2 separate regions of the Homo sapiens genome follow, and region 2 is linked to region 1. The links are chromatin loops, found by intact Hi-C in ENCODE. Cell type or tissue: GM12878. All regions are shown on one strand.

The links. Hi-C counts contacts between places; a loop is a spot of excess contacts. Peaks named below come from ENCODE experiments on the same cell type or tissue, not always from the same donor. Only the 100,000 strongest peaks of a DNase experiment are listed, where the experiment ranks them.
Region 2: it touches region 1 in a loop (2.4-fold over the local background); 1 of 110 quality-filtered maps calls a loop at or near these places.

What each region holds. Positions count from the first base shown.
Region 1 is chr1:59,430,582-59,434,581 of GRCh38, reverse strand. All of the region lies in intron 5 of FGGY (FGGY carbohydrate kinase domain containing), which reads right to left. Among named protein-coding and RNA genes, the nearest start is that of FGGY, 140 kb to the right of the region's middle. In GM12878, no CTCF peak of the experiment used is centred here; a DNase peak (open chromatin) is centred at 1,731; H3K27ac peaks cover 542 bases.
Region 2 is chr1:58,738,266-58,742,265 of GRCh38, reverse strand. The region is part of intron 5 of LOC112268263 (a long non-coding RNA gene); the gene reads right to left. Among named protein-coding and RNA genes, the nearest start is that of MYSM1, 40 kb to the right of the region's middle. In GM12878, a CTCF peak has its summit at 2,220 (motif pointing left); no DNase peak of the experiment used is centred here.

The sequences.
Region 1 (4,000 bases):
GTTTATAAGCCACCCAGTCTATGGCATTTTTTAATAGCAGCCCAAAATGACTAAGACAGCTGGGTATGCCCTCTCTAGTTCCCTTGGGCCCCTCCCTACCCTGTCTTGTCGCATATCTGCCAGAGTGTTAAGTGTGTCCTGCCTCTGCAGGCACTCACTTGTGAACCCTTGAAAATGCTATTGCTTGGAATGTCTGTCACAAATACAAATGACACAAAGCCACACAAACCATTCACTTACCTCCCTCCAGCCCCCACTGGTACAATGAACCACAGAATCTGACTTCCCAATTTTTTTCATACTGTCATTCACCATATATTTACTGAATACCTTCTAGGTCCTAGAAACTGGCAGAAAAAGACACAAAGTCTGCCTTAACTGAACTTACAATTTGGTGCCCATGAACAATGATACTGTAGAGTTTTCTTGGGTGCAAAAGGTATACTGATAGTAAATCATACTAGGGAGTTTAAGCCTTTTGAGCAGATTATCTTATTGTGTTTTAATAATAATCCCATGGAGGTAGACAGGACAGGTAGGTTACTCTGTTTTGAAGGTAAACAAATCAAGGATCAAAGAAGCTAAGCATGTTGTCCAAAATGAAACAAATAATAAATGGCAGATCTTGAATTCATGTCTCTGTCACTAACAAAAACACTGCAAAGCAGGGAAGGGTTAACTCCATTTGTGTAATAAGCCATAAAGTTTCCTCCCTAAAGCATGCTACAGATCTAGAATTTAAAAAGGAAAACTGACATCCAAGCACTAACCAGCACGTGGGTAACGTAACCTACACTGGCTTAGACGGTGGGAAAATCATGACAACGGAGCTGGCGAAGAATGAGAAACTTGAGTTTCCAACAGAGTTCTCATTGGGCTCTATGTGTCACCAGTGACACATCTGGAAATAAAAGAGAGAAATCAGGAAACAGAATGCAGCCCCTGCTTTGCCAGGAAATTTACAAAAGCATATTTTTGGTTAAGGCAAAGAGATTTTGCCAGGTGGTACCATGCCAGACAGATGGTCTCCATGACCCAGTAAGAGCTGCTCCAGAGGGACCCTCTCTGGTATTCCCCGTGAAGGCCTGGCACACTGAGATCATTGCAGCCACCACCACAGGCAACCTGTGCTCCAGACACATGAGGCCTGGAAAATACATCATCATCTTTGAGAGATCCAGCAGCCTGAACAATTCTGAAAATGCCCTTTTCGGATATGAACACTACTCAAGGCTCCTTGGCCTTCATTTAATTTAAATCAGTGGTTCTTAATCAGGGACATTTTGTCTCCCAGCAGATAGCTGGCAATGCATGGAGATATTTTTGGTTTATCTGGCTGCGGGTGGGGATATGTGCTACTGGCAACTAGTGGGTAGAAGTCAGGGATGGTGCCACACATCCTGTCATGCACAATGGGACAGCCCCACAACAAAGAATTATCTGGCCCAAAATGTCAATGGTGCCAAGGTTAAGAAACCCTGATTTCAATGTCTAAAACTGATGGATACGCCCAGCCTTGGAGCTAGGCTCTACAGATACAAAGGTCAGTTGGATATGTCCTTTTCCTCAAGAAGTTCTGAATCTTGTGGGAGAGGTAATCATGTAAGGAAATAACTGGCATTTAGTGTGACTGGATTGAAAACTACCCACAGTCTAGTGGTGAGCTCTGAAGTAAGAGAGCTCCCAGTCAGAACGATAGCTTTGCCGTTTACTTATTAACTATGTGACCTCAGGCATGTCACTTAGCCTTTCAATCTCTTCTGAAACTAGGAATGGGAAATTATGATACTGATACTACTCCTACACCTCTTCTTCCTACTACTATTACAGCTTCTACTAGAGAAACACCACTGTGACTACTACTAGAATTGCTGCTGCTGCCATTACTACAGAGGTGGAGTACCAGACAGACAGGAGGCACAAAAGATTGGGAAGCAGAGATATTTACAAACTCTGGAAACTGCCACTAAAGGGGAAAAACTTTTTTCTGCATACTCATGACAATTTTTACATCACGTGTGTGAGGGATTTTCCCACACTAACCAATACTCTAACTCTTCAGAAACCAACCAGGTGTCCCACAATTCAATTCTAAACTAACTACCTGGAGTAAGGGCAGATCACACAGGTTAAGGCTTCAATCCAAGACTGCTCCCATTTCAGATGCCAATCAAAAGTCTAGGCCTTCCATACTTCTGACTGATCAGCTACATACTGGAGGTTCCCATAACCCCCTTTTTTCAGGTTTGATAATTTGCTATAATGGCTCACAAAACTCAGGGAAACACTCTACTTAAATTTACTGGCTTATTATAAAGAATACAAATACAAATGAACAGCCAGACAAAGAGGTACATAGGGCAAGGTATGTGGGAAGGGGTGGGGAGCTTTCATGCCCTCTCCAGGCACCTCCACTTGTTCACCAACCCGGGAGCTCTCCAAACCCCATCTTTCAGGGATTTTTAGGGATGATTCATCACACAGGCATGATTGCTTATTAACTCAATCTCCAGCCTCTCTCCCCTCCTGGTGGATTGGGTGGATGTGGGGAGTAGGGCTGAAAATTCTGAGCTGCTATCCATCACATGGTCTTTCTAGTGACCAAGTCCCATTCTGACCAACTCCCATTCTGAAGTTATCCAGGAGCCCAAGAGTCGCCTCATTAAAGCAAAAGATGCTCTATCGCTTAGGAAACCCCAAGGGATTTAGAAGCTCTGTTAGGAACCAGAGTCAAAGTCTAAATAGTACAACAAAAGATACTCCTAGAATGTTGATCACTCTGGAAATTACAAGGCTTTTAGGAGCTCTGTGTCACAAACCTGGAACAGAAACTAAAAATATATTTCTTATTAGTCACAGCACCAAAAGGGAGAAGGTGTGTTCCTTCTTCATCTATTCTCCATCTTGCTGCCTTGAAGGAAGCTGTGGTTGAAAGCCACTTTGGATCATGCAGAAAGGGGCATCATGTTAAGCACAGTCCAATGCAGAAGCTACCTGGGTTCCTGGATGATCTCATGGAAAGCATCTACGTCCGGACTATCAGATAAACAAATAATCTAACTTATTTAAGCCACATCTAGTGCTATAGCCTAATAATACAGAAGTGTAGGAGTCAAAGGTACAGGCCAATTAAGAAAGGGCATTACTAGCAGAAGAAAGTCACATATGCGAAAATACAGAGTTGAAAGAGAATAAAGGGAACCATGGGGCTTGATCCATGGTAGTGTGACAGGAGGTAAGACTGGAGAGTCAGGGAGCAGCTGGATCACATTGGACCTTATATTCCTTATACTAGGAAGTTAGGACTTGTTTCCTGCCAGCAGTGGGATGTTACTAAAGAATTCAAATAGTTAAATAATATCAGATTTACATTTAAAGACAATACTAGGGATGTATGAAGTACTGTTTTGGTGGGGGTAGAGAAAAGAGGAGGTAGGTGACATGGGGGAGAAGTTGGAGGAAAGGCAAAGATGACTGGACCCAGGGAGCCTAGTTAGGAGGGCAATGGATCCCAGTGATATCTGAGGCAATATATAGATTGTCCCCCACTTAGCTAACAGTAATGGATATGGAAGGCATGCCATCAAGGTTTCTTGTTTGAGTTATTGGATCACAGCACCTTTACCATGATAGAAAACACAGAAAGAAAAGCAAATTTATTTAGGGAAAATGAGTTGAGCCTAGGGTGTCTATGGGTCAGCAGGTAGGGCTACCCAATGAAAAGTGTGCCCTTAAGGCTGGAGCTCAGGAGAGGTACAGGGCTGATATTCAGATAAGTCATTACTGAAGAGTGGTGTCTGAAATCATGGGAAGGCATGACATTTTGTTGTACTCTGACGACACTGAGATATATGACCAACTGTATTCAGGTAAACCTCTACTAGCAAATGGAAAACGTGTACCATCTCCTTTCCATGTTTATTATGAACCAAGAGATTTTTTATTAAGTCTACATACTAGGGAATAGAGGCAGCTGGGCAAAGTCTCAAAACAGAAAAAT
Region 2 (4,000 bases), 690 kb after region 1:
ATATAACGGAGTTCGGTCCACAGTCTCGTTCCTAAACCAATCACTGACAAAAGAGGATTGACTGAATAACTGTTGGGCCAATCAGATTCACCCCTGGAGGTGGTCAGCTTCCAAAATCTGCCTTCTGCTTAGATGGAAAAAGGAGCTAACAGATGCCGGTTAGGCTACCAACTGTCTCCCCTACACCCCTATTTTCCTGAAAAAGAAATAGAAGGTCAGAGGAATTTCATTAATATGTCCAGACTCAAAGGGCAGGAGTGGGGTTGCAGCAAAGGAAGCGTGTGGCCAACGTGGCTCCTAGGAAAGCAAACGGCTTTAGGCTGTGTCATGGTAGGAAGAGGATTTATGACAGTGGTTCCCAGCTGTGCTGCACTAATGACCAGACACCACCCCTGGGGATTCTGATTTACTTGTTCTAGGAGGAGCCTGGGCACCAAGGATTTTAAACGCTGCCCAGGATATTTTAATGTGCAGCCGAGATATGCAGCACAGGCTTAGGTGGAGAGCTGTTGGAATGTGGAGGCCTCAGGGCCAAAGGCACAGAGTCTCCACAGGATAACAAGAAGCCTGTCTCCTTTTTCTCCCCAATAATTGCTGCCATTTATTTAGGATCCTCATGTTTCAGGCATAGCTGTACCCCCAAACATTCTACATCTAGTAGGCAGTCAATAAGCAAATGAATCACAAATGCTTTTCTTATCGAATAGAAAATTTTTACACAAGCTCCACAAAGTAATAATGCTTCCACTTTACAGATGAGGAAACCAAGGCCCAGAATTTTTTTTTTTTTTTTTTGAGGCAGAGTCTCGCTCAGTCGCCCAGGCTGGAGTGCAGTGGCTCGATCTCCGCTCACTGCAAGCTCCGCCTCCTGTGTTCACGCCATTCTCCTGCCTCAGCCTCCCGAGTAGCTGGGACTACAGGCCCCCGCCACCACGCCCAGCTAATTTTTTTTTGTATTTTTTTAGTAGAGACGGGGTTTCATTTCACCGTGTTAGCCAGGATGGTCTCGATTTCCTGACCTCGTGATCCACCCTCCTCAGCCTCCCAAAGTGCTGGGATTACAGGCGTGAGCCACCACGCCCGGCTGGCCCAGAAATTTTAAGAAAGTAAGTCTCTCTGACTGTGCTCTCCAAGTTCTGTCCATCAGCCCAAGAAATCAGGATCTGAGAAGCAAAACTAGCCCTAGGAAAGCAGGAGTAGCCAAGAAAAAGGCCCTAGAAGAACTAGTAGAGGGCCCCCTCTCCCCTTCTTTCTGTTCCCCGACCCCACCCCCCACTCCCAACCACCACCACCACCAAAGCCTCTCCTTGCATTTTACACTGTCTGGGACCTCTTTGTGGCCCTCCCACCTGCCTGGGAACACTGGCCTCTTAGGGTAAAGGAGGAAAGGACTGAAGCTTTCTGACAGAGGCACAGGCAGGAGTCAGGATCAATTCTTAATTTTGAGAAACCCCAGAGGTGGGAAAGGACCGTGACCCCGTAGGTTGGGAGGCCTGGGAATGAGACCTGGTCTCAGCGCCTCACTTGTGGTGTGACCTTGAGCAAGGCCCTTCCTATTTCTGGCCTCCAGTGTCTTCATCTGTAACATGAAGAAGTTGGACCAGAATCTACAGGTCATAAACTCAAGTGCTTTTAGGTCCAGGTAATTGATGTATACTAATGGGGCAGCCTGGATGAGAAGTCACTGTTGGGGAACTAGTGTGCATATGTCCTGTCCACAAGGGTGTAAATTTATTGAATCCCAGCCAGTTGTCACCATAGAGGCATGTTGGCTCAGCATTGTGAAAGCTTCAGATTTATTTTTTTTTTAATATGCTAAGAAATCTATATGTTGTGTGCACCCTCCTGGTTAATGTTAGTCTGATAACAATAATAATAAACTTCTGCAAGGCAAACAAAATATGAATGTGGGCTGAATTTCACCTGCAGGCAGTTTCTTTGTGATCTGCAGGCTAAGTGATCTGTAAGGCCCTAACTCTCATATTCTGTGATTTCTAAATAAGGAGATACCTGACCGTATATGGCAGAGGGCAAAAATCAGCATTTCTGCACTAACTGAAAATTCTTTTCATGAAGTAAACCCAAACGGCATTGTCCTCATTAATAATTCTTAATACTTGGGTCTGAATTTATTTATGAGGCTCTGCAAAAATTACCTCAAAATCTGAGGATCACAGTTTAGAAAACTAAGGCACCCTCTTTATAGAGAAATAGTGCCCTCTGCTGGAAGAGTGTTACAGGAAACACCTTTGGCGTTGAGTTAATTTAATACTTGGAAAGAGTGGATTTGTTTGTTTCCACTTGAAATAGATTTAATGAAGAATAATAAATAAAATAGAAAAGCATATTTATGAATGGTTTGATGCATGTTAGGCAGAAATTGGGCTTTCATGTATCCATTTGGGAGTAATTACTCTTAATCTATTAAAAAAATGTCCAAGATTAGAGAAAGGAAGAAAACATTTGTTACATTAACTGACAGCAATCTGGAATGGCAGACACAGACACAGAGAGGAAATTGAAATCTATGTCTCCAGACTTTGCTCTGGAAAATCGGAGCCTTTATAATAATGTATTGCAAGTTTATAGGCTTTATCAGTTACTTTCACTGCAACCTTTTAATAAATCTTCCCAGTGACTATCCAAGACAGATATTATTATTATCTCCATTTGACAGATAAAATAAATGAAGCCCAGAGAGTTTGAGTGACGAGCTGGAGATTCCTGCACAATGAAATGCCAGAAATAAGCTTAGGTAATTTCTCTATTTGTAAAAAATGGATAAAAACAGTACTCTACTTGCAACAAGCGTTAACTGAGAACATATTTGTGAGACATTTAGCACAGTGTTTAGCCCAGAGTGAACCTGGGACTCCATAGTAGCTACTGCTACCAGCCCAATGCCCATATCCAGGTCTTTTGACTCCTTACCCTTGCCTTTGCCACAACATTGGGCAGAGTCTTGAATGGTCAAAAAGGAACACCATGCTGCTGGGATTGATAGCAGTGGCCCCAACCCCTAAAAATATAGTCCAGATTTTTTAACCATTAGTGGCTTTGATAATGGCTCTTAAGATCTTGAGTTGCCTCATTAAAATAGGTTGTTCTAAATAAGGGAAGTTATGGTTCCTGTGAATCGTGCACCCCACACCACACCAGGACTATTGTGTAAGTTCCTGAAATCCACATTTAACACGGACATGCTGGGGAATATCTAAAACAAGTGCTGACAGGTCCAGGAGCCACATCAGAACTGTTGAAGGAACTGGGGATATTTGGCCAGGAGAGGAGAAGACTCAGGAGTGAATTTATTCTCTCACTCTTTCACTTGTTCATTCATCCTACAACATGTCCTAAGTGCTTACTCTGTACGTGGCACCATATTGAGTGCTGAGGATACAGCAAAACAGACCTAAGGGCTGGTCTCATGAAACCTAATCTAGTGAGGTCAGAATAGTAGGGGTTGTCACGTGCAAAGTTAGCTTTGTTCTGGGTGAGTCCATATAGCCGGACCGGGGCCATCTGAAAAGTAGATTTGGGCAGAACTTTTAAACTGGCTGGAGGGATCTGGCTCAACTGTGAGGACTACTTATTGCTGAGAGCATGCAAGATGAGTCTAGGAACCTGTGGAAGCTTTAGAAGGAATTCAAGGTGGGGTGGAGTGGGTGGGATTTGGCCGTCTTAGTTTCCTCGCAGCCTAGACACTGTGGATGCATCGGCTTTGCCCACTCCGCTCTGGGAAGCCCTCTGAAGCTGCGACTTGTGCTTTCACTCTGAGACGGGAATCACAAGGACCTAATGCCCCTTGGTCTTTGGCTTCCTTTCTTAAGCCTTTGTCTTCTTGGTGGTTTGGTGATACTGTGGCCTTTTCTCTTCTGGTCACAGCTAAACAGTGTCCCATAACCACAGAACATAAAGGAATTGGCAGCAAAAATCTTTAGGACAGGACATGGATTTTTCAAAAATACATAAAAAATAAATTCATCTTCATTATCAATAA